Regions from separate parts of the Homo sapiens genome. Here region 2 is linked to region 1. Evidence: chromatin loops called from intact Hi-C (ENCODE). Cell type or tissue: heart right ventricle. All regions are shown on one strand. Each heading gives the region's core, and the rest is flanking DNA. Links, peaks and the distances in the headings are about the cores only.

Evidence for each region. A loop is a pair of places that touch in the nucleus more often than their neighbours do. Peaks named below come from ENCODE experiments on the same cell type or tissue, not always from the same donor. Only the 100,000 strongest peaks of a DNase experiment are listed, where the experiment ranks them.
Region 2: a loop joins it to region 1, with 5 times the contacts of the local background. A loop is called at or near these places in 22 of 110 quality-filtered maps.

The regions. Positions count from the first base shown.
Region 1 is chr16:4,197,954-4,203,319 of GRCh38, forward strand. SRL (sarcalumenin) reads right to left here. Exons shown (of 6, transcript NM_001098814.2): 3 at 5,213-5,308. Among named protein-coding and RNA genes, the nearest start is that of SRL, 41 kb to the right of the region's middle. In heart right ventricle, for the core only: a CTCF peak has its summit at 2,450 (motif pointing right); a DNase peak (open chromatin) is centred at 2,448; H3K27ac peaks cover 825 bases.
Region 2 is chr16:4,399,818-4,405,183 of GRCh38, forward strand. All of the region lies in intron 6 of CORO7-PAM16 (CORO7-PAM16 readthrough), which reads right to left. All of the region lies in intron 6 of CORO7 (coronin 7), which reads right to left. Among named protein-coding and RNA genes, the nearest start is that of CORO7, 14 kb to the right of the region's middle. RefSeq lists an enhancer at 2,188-2,924. In heart right ventricle, for the core only: CTCF peaks have their summits at 3,022 (motif pointing left), 3,231 and 4,801; a DNase peak (open chromatin) is centred at 3,014; H3K4me3 peaks cover 287 bases.

The DNA of each region.
Region 1 (5,366 bases), core at 301-5,300:
AAAAGTTCACACAAGGGGTATGGCACCGTACTCCAAAGCATCTCACCGTCCATCCAACTGAGTTGTGGAATTCTCCATGAATCAGACGTGTGTAGCCCCCAGTGGCGCTTCTCTTGCTACGTAAGTGTGATCACCCAGTAAAAAGACACAGAAGTCACTTTTGGGCCTTGCCCAGATCCTTGGCACGTCTGCCCCCACCACAAGAAGGATCTCAGTGAATTCAACAAACCCTGACTCCGAACTCACTCTGGGTGAGGTCTCCTGGTTAAATCTGGAGGAGAAAAGCCCATAGAGAAAGGAGGACGGAGCTTCCACATGGAGAGAATCTGGGTTGAGAATGGAGGATGGATGTGGAGCAGCTTGTATAATCTTGGGTGGTCTGGACTCAGACCCTTCCTGTCTCCAGCCTCTGCAGCTCTCCTCTCCTCCAGCCTGGGGCTCCCCAAATTCCCAATACAGCCTAATCCTGGACTCTGAGGCCAGTGTCTCTCTCTCTCTTTCTGCCCTCTTTTGTTTAGAATCAGGGTCTCCGTTGCCCAGGCTGAAATGCAGTGGTGCAATTGTGCCCCACTACAATTACTGGGCTCAAGCAATCCTCCCACTTCAGCCTCCCAAGTAGTAGCTAGGACTACAGGCATGCACCACTATGCCCAGCAAATTTAAAAATTTTTTTTTGTAGAGATGGGGTCTTGCAACGTTGCTCAGGCTGGTCTCAAACTTCTGGGCTCAAGCAATCTTCTCACTTGGCTCCCCAAAATGCTGGGATTACAGCTATGAACCATTGCACTTACCCTCTTCTAGGGCCACTCTCAAACACTAGCCTCTAAAGTCCATGACAAATTTGCCAGTGCCCAAAACCAAACAATGAACTGGCAATTCTTGGGTCCTGCATCCAATGTCCTTCCGAAGGCCATGTTGGGGAGATGACCCTGCAAGGGCCACTCCAGGTGGGTCCCTAAGAGGAAAAATAGAATGCTCTCGTGCTTTCAAATCCAGTGGACAGGGAGGGAAGGGGAGAGGCTTTCAACGTGGGGTGTGGTCAGTCTTATTGCAGATTTTCAGGCCTCAGCTCTTCCAGCTCTTCTCTGGACTACAGCACAGAGGGCCAGTCCTGCATAACTCAGCACTGAAGTTCTCCAGACTCGTCTCCCTGAGGCCAGCAGGCCACCCTAAAAACACTAGGCACTCCCCTTTTGTTTCATTTATTTATCATGATTTTAATTTATTTAATTTCTTGGTTCAAAGATCAGGAATATAAAAAGGTAAACAGTGAAAAGTCTCCCATCTCCATCCCAGTCTGCCTCAGCCCTGACACCCCCTGGAATAGGTAACCACTGCTGACTTCTTACATGTTATTTTAGACATTTTAATGCATATATAAGCAATATTTGTAGCTAACATATTCCCCATCTTTTTTTTTTTTTTTTTTTTTTTTTGAGACAGTGTCTCACTCTGTCGCCCAAACCACAGTGCAGTGGTGTGATCATAGCTCATATAGCCTCAACCTCCCAGGCTCAAGCGATCCTCCCACCTCAGCCTCCTGAGTAGCTGAGACCACAGGCATGTACCACCAAGCCCAGCTCATTTTTGTATTTAGAGTAGAGATGGGGTCTTGCCATGTTGCCTAGGCTGGTCTCCAACTCCTGGGCTCAAGAGATCCACCCACCTTGGCCTCCCAAAGTGCTTCTATTGCAGGCATGAGCCCGGCACCCAGCCCCTCCCCATCTTCTTTTCTTTTCCTTTTTTTTTTTTTTTTTTTTTGAGACAGAGTCTTGCTCTGTTCCCCAGGCTAGAGTGCAGTGGCACAATCTCAGCTCACTGCAGCCTCTGCCTCCTGGGTTCAAGCCATTCTCCTGCCTCAGCCTCCCAAGCAGCTGGGACTACAGGTGCGTGCCACCACGCCTGGCTAATTTTTGTATTTTTAGTAGAGATGGGGTTTTACCATGTTGCCCAGGCTGGTCTCGAACTCTTGACCTCAAGTGATCCACCTGCCTCGGCTTCCCAAAGTGCTGGGATTACAGGCGTGAGCCCCCACACCCGGCCCCATCTTTTTACAGAGAGCGTTGCCATATGCTTCCTCTTCTGTATCTTGCCTTCGGATGCTCTGGTCTTCCTTCTCCGAGGCTAAAGCTCAGTCCTAACCAGGTGGTGTCTTATACATGGCAGGCACATGTACGTTGCCTGAAAGCAACACCATGGCCCTGCCCCATCCCTCCCTGTCTGTGAATACACAGGAGACACTCACATCTCTGTGGAAGTCAAGCCCTGGCTGGGGGCCAGGAAGGGATAAGGAGGCTGAGAGGGTGGCAGGAATCCCCAGTTACAGCCACAGAGATGTCACAGTATCTTAACACCGGCCCAGGCGACACCAAGGAGAGCCCTAGATGTTCCGGTTCTCCGAGACAAACCACAAACAGGGCCCTTTCCTGGTGCTGTGGTTTCGGCTCCTCACAGCAGGGGGCACCGCTGGCCTATACAGGAGGTGGGAGGTGAGCCTGGGAGAGGTTACAAGGAAGCTGGCCAGAGACTAGGAGTTAAGAACCAAGCCCAAAAGGTGAGTGCAGGGGCAAGGAAGCGGGACCTCCCTGCAGAGCGCCATGCCCTGGGGACTCTGGAGCTCCTGGCCCTGCTGCTGTACACACAAGTTTCCTAGGAGGGCCAAGACTCCGGGTCTTAGGGCCAAGAGAGAAAGAAAAACCCTTCGGGAGGCTCTGCAAGCTCATACCAATAGCTGTGCATCCACTACAAAGGGGGGCGATAATTGGCTGCTAGGCTACAAAAAATAGTACAGGTAGCTGTGGAACAGGGTATTCCCTGCTTCCAGCTGTGTGATCCTGGGTAACCCAGCACGTCTCTGGGCCTCAGGCTCCCCTCTGTAGAGCAGGAAGAATACAAACCCTATTACACCCTGGCCACTTACAGCCATCCAGAGCATCAAATGAGATCATATAGAAACAGCCCAATTAACACAGGGAAAGATTTCTAATCTCATTCAAAAAACAATAAGATACCACTGCTAAATTTTTTAAAGATGAGTAACATTTTTAAATTGCATTGCTGTTGGGAAACAAGGACTCTCATCTACTGTTATTGTGAGTACAAATTGGTATCATGGGAGACAATATGGCAACAACTAGCAAAATGTTTAATTCCAGGGTTCCAATTTTTTTTTTTTTTTGAGACAGGGTCTCACTCTGTCGCCCAGGCTGGAGTGCAGTGGTGCAATCTCAGTTTACTGCAATCTCTGCCTCCCAGGCTCAAATGATCCTCCTGCCTCAGCCTCCCGAGTAGCTGGGACCACAGGCGCATGCCACCATGTCCAGCTATTTTTTTCTTTTTTTGAGATGGAGTCTCACTCTGTCACCCAGGCTGGAGTGCAGTGGCACAATCTCGGCTCACTGCAACCTCTGCCTCCCCAGTTCAAGTGATTCTCGTACCTCAGCTTCCCCAGTAGCTGGGATTATAGGCACCCACCACCACACCCAGCCAATTTTTGGATTTTTAGTAGAGGCAGGGTTCTGCCATGTTGGCCAGGCTGGTCTCAAACTCCTGGCCTCAAGGGATCTGCTCGCCTCAGCCTCCCAAACTGCTGGGACTATAGGTGTGAGCCACTGTGCCCGGCCATCGGATTGTTTTTAAAAGTGCTATGAGCCATCACGCTGGGCCCAATTTTTGTGTGTGTGTTTTGTTTGTTTGTTTGTTTGTTTGTTTGTTTGTTTTGAGATGGAGTCTTGCTCTGTTACCCAGGCTGGAGTGCAGTGGCACAATCTCAGCTCACTGCAACCTCTGCCTCCCGGGTTCAAGCAATTCTGTTGCCTCACCCTCCTGAGTAGCTAGGATTACAGCCGCCAGCCACTAGGCAGGGCTAATTTTTGTATTTTTAATAGAAACGGGGTTTCACCATGTTGGCTGGGCTGGTCTCGAACTCCTGACCTCATGATCTGCCCGCCTTGGCCTCCTAAAGTGCTGGTATTACAGGTGTGAGCCACCACGCCCGCCCCTAATTTTTGTATTTTTTGTAGAGATGGGGTCTGACTATGTTTCCCAGGCTGGTCTCAAACTCCTGGGCTCAAGCCATCCTCCCACCTCTGCCTCCCAAAGTACTGAGATTACAGGCGTGAGCCACCAGGAGGGTGCTGGTTTTCCAGAGCATGGCGTGGTCACGCAGGGGAGGAGCACACAGCTGTCAGAGGGAAGGAGGGAGGTTTCCACACACACAGCTCACCTAACAGGATCCCATGTTTGTAAAAACAAAAAACAACATCCATCTATGTGCTCACACATGAAGAGGAAATGCTTGGAAGGCTTCACTATAACGATGTGTTTCTCTGGGAGTCGAATTAAAGAAGTTGGAGGTCGGCTGGGAGCGGTGGCTCACGCTTGTAATCCCAGCACTTTGGGAGGCCGAAGCGGGCAGATCACGAGGTCCGCAGACAGAGACCATCCTGGCTAACATGGTGAAACCCCATCTCTACTAAAAATACAAAAAATTGGCCAGGCGTGGTGGCAGGTGCCTGTAGTCCCAGCTATTCGGGAGGCTGAGGCAGAAGAATGGCGTGAACCTGGGAGGCAGAGCTTGCAGTGAGCCGAGATTGCGCCACTGCACTCCAGTATGAGTGACAGAGCGAGACTCCATCTCAAAAAAAAAAAAGCTGGAGGTCAAGAATATAATTTTTATTTTTCAACGTATACCATTCTGCACTATTTGAATTTTTGCAACAAGTGTGTCTTATTTTTATTATTTTGAAAATCAATTTTGTAAAGAATCCAGGCCCAAGGGAAGCAGAGTGGAAGGGCAATAGCAGGAGGGGAAGGAACGGAGTGATCAGAGGACTCAGGCACCACCCATGAGTAGACAGGGGGCACCTGTGGCCTCTGGAGCACAGGAGGGATTGAAATAGGCATCATCGCCTTTGAAAACTCAAATGTGCATGACTGAAGCATAAAGGCTTAAAACCAAAATGCATCTGTAACACCCTGGTAAAGCATCGCGCTGTGCTGGTGAAAGGGTAGTTCCGTGATGGAGGTGTCGTCCTTTCCAACTCCCAGGGGGAGCCCAGACCCAGACCCACAAGTCCTTGCACACATCATGAATGAGCTCCTGAACCTGTGTGGGTACCGGGAGAGTCCAGGCCGGTCAGCAGTGTGGCCCCGCCGACAGGCCTGCGCCGTACCCGTAATCTCAAGCCCTACCTGTTATCTCAAGCCCTACCTGTGATCTCATGCTGCCGGAGCTCATTGTACTTGTAGGACTGCTCCAGAGGCTTGATGGATGAGTGGTAGATCTTCCGAAGCCGCTGCAGCACCGCTGGAGACAGAGAGGGCCGGGGGAAGAGCATCACGCAGGTGCGATCCAGGCAGCTCCT
Region 2 (5,366 bases), core at 137-5,136, 200 kb after region 1:
GAGTTTGAGGCTGCAGCAAGCTAAAAAAAAAAGAAGAAGGTAAATTTTATGATATGTGTTTTCTTACCACAATTTAAAAAAATAGCTATTAGCCCACAAAAATACATTGCTAAGTTAAAGAAGCCAATCTGAAAAGCTACATACTACATACCATATAATTCCAACTATATGACATTCTGGAAAAGTCCAACATACAGACAATGAAAAGATCAGTGCTTGGCAGTGATCTGGGAGGAGGGCGGAAGGGATGAACAGGTGGAACCCAGGGGATGTTAAGAGCAGTGAAACTACTCCGTATAGTGGTTACATTATGTCATGCATTTATCACAACCCATAGAACATACAACACAGACTGACCCCTCATGTAAACTGTGAGCTTTAGTTAATAATAATGTATCAGGCTGGGTATGGTGGCTCAGGCCTATAATCCCAGCACTTCGGGAGGCTGAGGTGGGTGGATCACTTGAGGTCAGAAGTTTGAGACCAGCCTGGTCAACAAGGTGAAACCCCATCTCTAAAAATACAAAAAAATTAGGCCAGGCATGGTGGCTCACACCTGTAATCCCAGCACTTTGGGAGGCCGAGGTGGGTGGATCACCTGATGTCAGGAGTTCGAGATCAGCCTGACCAACATGGAGAAACCCCGTCTCTACTAAAAATACAAAATTAGCTGGGTGTGGTGGCACATGCCTGTAATCCCAGCTACTCGGGACGGGGAGGCAGGAGAATCACTTGAATCTGGGAGGCAGAGGTTGCGGTGAGCTGAGATCGTGCCATTGCGCTCCAGCCTGGGCAACAAGAGTGAGACTCTGTCTCAAAAACAAAAACAAAAACAAAAACAAAAAAACAAAAAGTAGCCGGGTGTGGTGGCACGTGCCTGTAGTCCTAACTACACAGGAGGCTGAGGCATGAGAATCACTTGAACCCAGAAGGCGGAGATTGCAGTGAGCTGAGATCGTGCCAATGCACTCCAGCAGTGCAATAATAATAATAATAATAATAATAATAATAATAATGTTTACCATTGGTTCCTCAATTGAAACAACGTACCACACTCACGCAGGATATTCATCACAGACACTGGGGGAGGAGGTAAGGAATATGGAAAATCCTTATACAACTTGCTCACTTTTTCTGTAAACTTAAAACTGTTCTCGAAAATAGTCCATCAACTAAAACAACCCAAAAAGAAATGCAGGGGAAAACCAAGTGAATTCCCGCTCCATGTGCAGCCCCTCCCTGAGAGATGAGTAGCCTCCCTGCTACTACCAAGTTCCAGGCTAAGTGCTGGACTCTGGGGCCTGGAGGTTGTCACGGGAAACCGCGGGGAAGAACTTAGACCTGGTCATGGAAGGACAAACAGAGCTTGTGCTGGGAAGGCAAAGGCATTCGAGGAAGGTAAAATAGCATGAGCAAAGAGGTGGAGAAAGGAACTTGCTGGTGTGTGGCGTTGGGGGAGGAGAGGCCACGTGAGGAGGCAGATGGTGGGAACCAAGGGGGCCGTGGGCACACGCATGGCTGGCAGAGGCGGGGGCCTGTCTGGAGAGGGCCTCAAAAGCCAGGTCTCCCTGGTCTGCCTCAGCAGGGCCCTGGTTTTATGCCGCTCCTGGCAAAGCCCTGCCAGCTGCAGTTTACCAAGCACCTGCTGCGTGCCAGGCGGGCACCAGGTACAGTCCAGGGACTGGCTCTTAAAACTCCACTACTCCACACCTCGGATTCAGAGGGATGGCGAGGGACAGAGAGAGGAGGATGAGAGACAGAAGACAGAGACCAGAGAGAGAACAGCGAGGGACAGCAAGGGATGAGAGAGGACAGAGTGGGACAGAAACAGAGCACAATGACAGAGCGGGCCAGAGAGAGCAAGTAGAGATCAAGGACAGATACAGGGGACAGCAGGAGACAGGCAGGACACGAGCGACAGCAAGCGACAGAGGCTCTCAGGAGATGAAGGGCAGGACACGACATCCAGCAGTCAGGGCTGCTCCTGCCCCACAGAGGTGCAGAGACCGACAGCCCGAGTCCAGATGCCAACACCACCACTGACCAGCTATGACGTGGGCAAGCCCCCGAGCCCCCTATGGTTTCTTTTTTTCCTTTTTTTTTTTTTTTGAGGTTTTAGTTTGTTTGTTTGTTTGTTTTGAGACAGAGTCTTGCTCTGTCGCCCAGGCTGGAGTGCAATGGTGTGATCTCGGCTCACCGCAACCTCCACCTCCCAGGTTCAAGTTATTCTCTTGCCACAGCCTCCCAAGTAGCTGGGATTACAGGTGCATGCCAACATGCCTGGCTAATTTTTGTATTTTTAGTAGAGGAGGGGTTTCACTATGTTGGCCAGGCTGGTCTTGAGCTCCTTACCTCAGGTGATCCGCCTGCTTGGCCTCCCAAAGTGCTGGGATTACAGGCGTGAGCCACTGCACCCGGCCAGTTTTGTTGTTGTTGTTGTTGTTGTTGTTTTTTAAGAGAGAGGGTCTTGCTCCATCGCCCAGGCTGGAGTGAAGTGGCTCAATCCGAGCTCACTTCAGCCTCGAACTCCTGGGCTCAAGCAATCTTCCTGCCTCAGCCTGGGACCACAGGCGCGTGCCACCATGCCTGTCTAATGTTTGCATTTTTTTTGTAGACATGGGGTTTCACCATGTTGCCCGGGCTGATCTTGAACTCCTGGGCTCAAGTGATCCTCCCACCTCGTCCTCCCAAAGTGCTGGGATGACAGGCGTGAGCCAGCGACCGGCCACCCGCCCAGCCCTGTGAACTGTGAGGATGCGGACAGCGCCACCCCTGGGCAGGGCTGGGCGCTGGGGCTAAGGGCGGAACTCACAGCACACACTCCATGAGGGCAGCTGGGCCACCCTCATGGAGGAGCTTAACGCGGGGTCCAAACCAGGGTTCAGAGTGGGCACTGAGGCTGCTCTGGCTCAGCGGAGAGGAACTGGGCTGCAGAGGCCGCGTCCTCCCCGGCTCATCAGGCTCAACCATGCCGGGAGTCAGGAGCGCAGCAGGCCGGAATGGGCCATCCGTGAGGAGAGCGCGCCCCCTAGCGGCCTCCTGCCCCTTCTCTCCCAGCTCGGGAGGCCCCTTCACCCAGTGGGAGTAGCTGAGAGGGAGCAGGAGGGGGCTTTGGTGGTCCTGGGAGGCAGACCTGCTCACACAGAGGCAGGACAGGAGTGGAAGCCAGGGGCACGGAGGCTTCCCCGCCAGGAAGGAGATGGGGCGGGGGTGGGGGCACACTCTGGTGGAAAGTCCCATGACCCCCCACCCCCATCCCCATCAGGCAGCCCGTGGCATGAGCAGCTCCAGTGCATAAACCCAGAGCCAGGTGCGGCTGCAAAGAGGGGCTCACGCTCGCTCCTGGTGTGGGGTGGGCCCATCCAGCAGCTCCAGCCACAGCTCAGGACAAGCCCTCGCTCTCTGCACACTCATGGGCATCACTGGCTGCCCTACCACAGTCAGGCCGCCCCCCACTCCCGGCTCCATACTGCCAGGGTTTCCAGTGTAGGATGCCCCCACCAGGACCCCGATGTACTCCCTTTACAGCAAAAGAAGGTGGCAGCCGACCCAGGGCTGAGGTACCCATTGGCCCTAGACTGTGCTGACAGGTGCGGCTTGGAGGCAATGCTGCGTCCCCGCAGGCGGAATTCCTAGGTCCAGGAACCAGGGAAGGAGGGGGAGTCGTTCCACTAAGCATCACTCCCACGACCCACTTAGGAAATGTGTGCTTCTCGTCCCTGCAACTTTAAGCTCTGGGTTTAGCGGGGGAAAACACATCCACTGGGGAAGCAGCAGGAGCTCCTCCGTCTGTGACTCCTATGACTCTTCCTGCAAGACACCAGTAAGCAAGGAGAAGAGTGGCCAAGCCGGTGGCCCATGGGGCTGCTCACTGTCCTTCCCTACACAACTGTGATAGTAAATAGGGCTCGGACCCCCAGGAGGAGGGCCTGGACCACCACACCTGTGACAGAGGGGCAGAGACAGTTTCTCAAAGAAAGATGTCACGGTCCCAAGGCAGCCATCCCTGAGTCCTGCTGAGACTACCCAGGCCATCCCCTCTGCCTGGGACGCCCGTCCCCTCCTTCTCAGCCAGGGCTCATCCCTCAAGGACCGGCCTCGAGCTCACTCTGCCTGGGAAGCCGTCCCCAGCAGGGTTAGGTCAAAGCACGCATACCAGGTCTCCCCAGAAGGGGCTCCCTGGGGGCCTTATTGGCCCCCAGAGCTTAGGCCAGTCTCTCAGGACTCTCTGCTCAACGCACACCACAGAGGAAAAACTGATCAAGACTGGGAGATGCGGCTTCCACAAAAGCAGAGTACAGAAAAGAAAGTTAGACTAGGGTCCCTCCAAGTATGCAGAGCCCTGGGGCGGAATGCTCAGGTCTGGTAGGCCTCCCTGCCCTGCTAGCTCCTGTTCGGCTCCATTCCCAGGCCTCTCAGCCATTCTTCATGTGTCTTCAGGCTCGGCACACCTCCAGAAGGGCCCTGATGGGTGCCCTCATTCCCAGCAACCCCGACAGGTCTTCAGAGACCCTTGGTGGTACCCACGGCCGCCTCCCTGGGGAAGCCCTTTGGCCCTGGTTTCAGGCTCCAGCCTGGTCCTGGCTTTCCTCCTCCCACCTCCTCCCCTGCAGGCTCTTCTCATCCCCTCCTGGGGGCAGCACTATGTGGTCAGCAAATCAAACAAACGGGACCTTTTCACCTGCAGCCGGATTCTGCTCAGAGCCCCTCTGGGCCCAGACTCCACTGACACCTCCAGGTACCGCCGGCAGCTCAGCAAGGCTGCAGCCACCCTGGAGCGGCTCTGCCTAGAACATTCACACCAGGTGCTCCTCTAGCGCCCCCTCTCTGCCACAGCACATCCCCGTCCCAGTGACAGGCCTCTCCTACTGCCTCAGGACCGCCACGCCTCCCACCCAATCCTTCTCCAACACTTGGCTTCCTCCTCCCAAAGGTCTCCGCCACTCCCGGCAGAGAACAGCTCTCACCTCCCCGCAGGCTGCCACGCATCCCCCTGTAGACACTGCCCCTCCTGCCACACACTGTCCATGTGGTTCCAAATGCGAATCCGCTCCCCTCACTGCACCACCTGCCCTACTCTGGCCTTTAACACTTCATTGCCTTCCCATTACCCCTACGGCAACAGGCACAACCCTTACTCACCACCCAGCACCCGCCTGCCCCGCACCTGCCTGTCCTGGCCCCGATCCCTGCCTGAGGCCACGCGTCCCTGGCCTGTCCAACCAGCTCAAAGCACCATGTCCCTCTTGCAGAGCCCAGGTCACGGGTCCTCTTGTCTGTACTGTCCTCGACGGAAGTCACCTCCCCAGCAACTGGGGCCTGGCCCAGCACCTGCGGCCGAATGCTGCTTAACAAGAGTCTTGCAG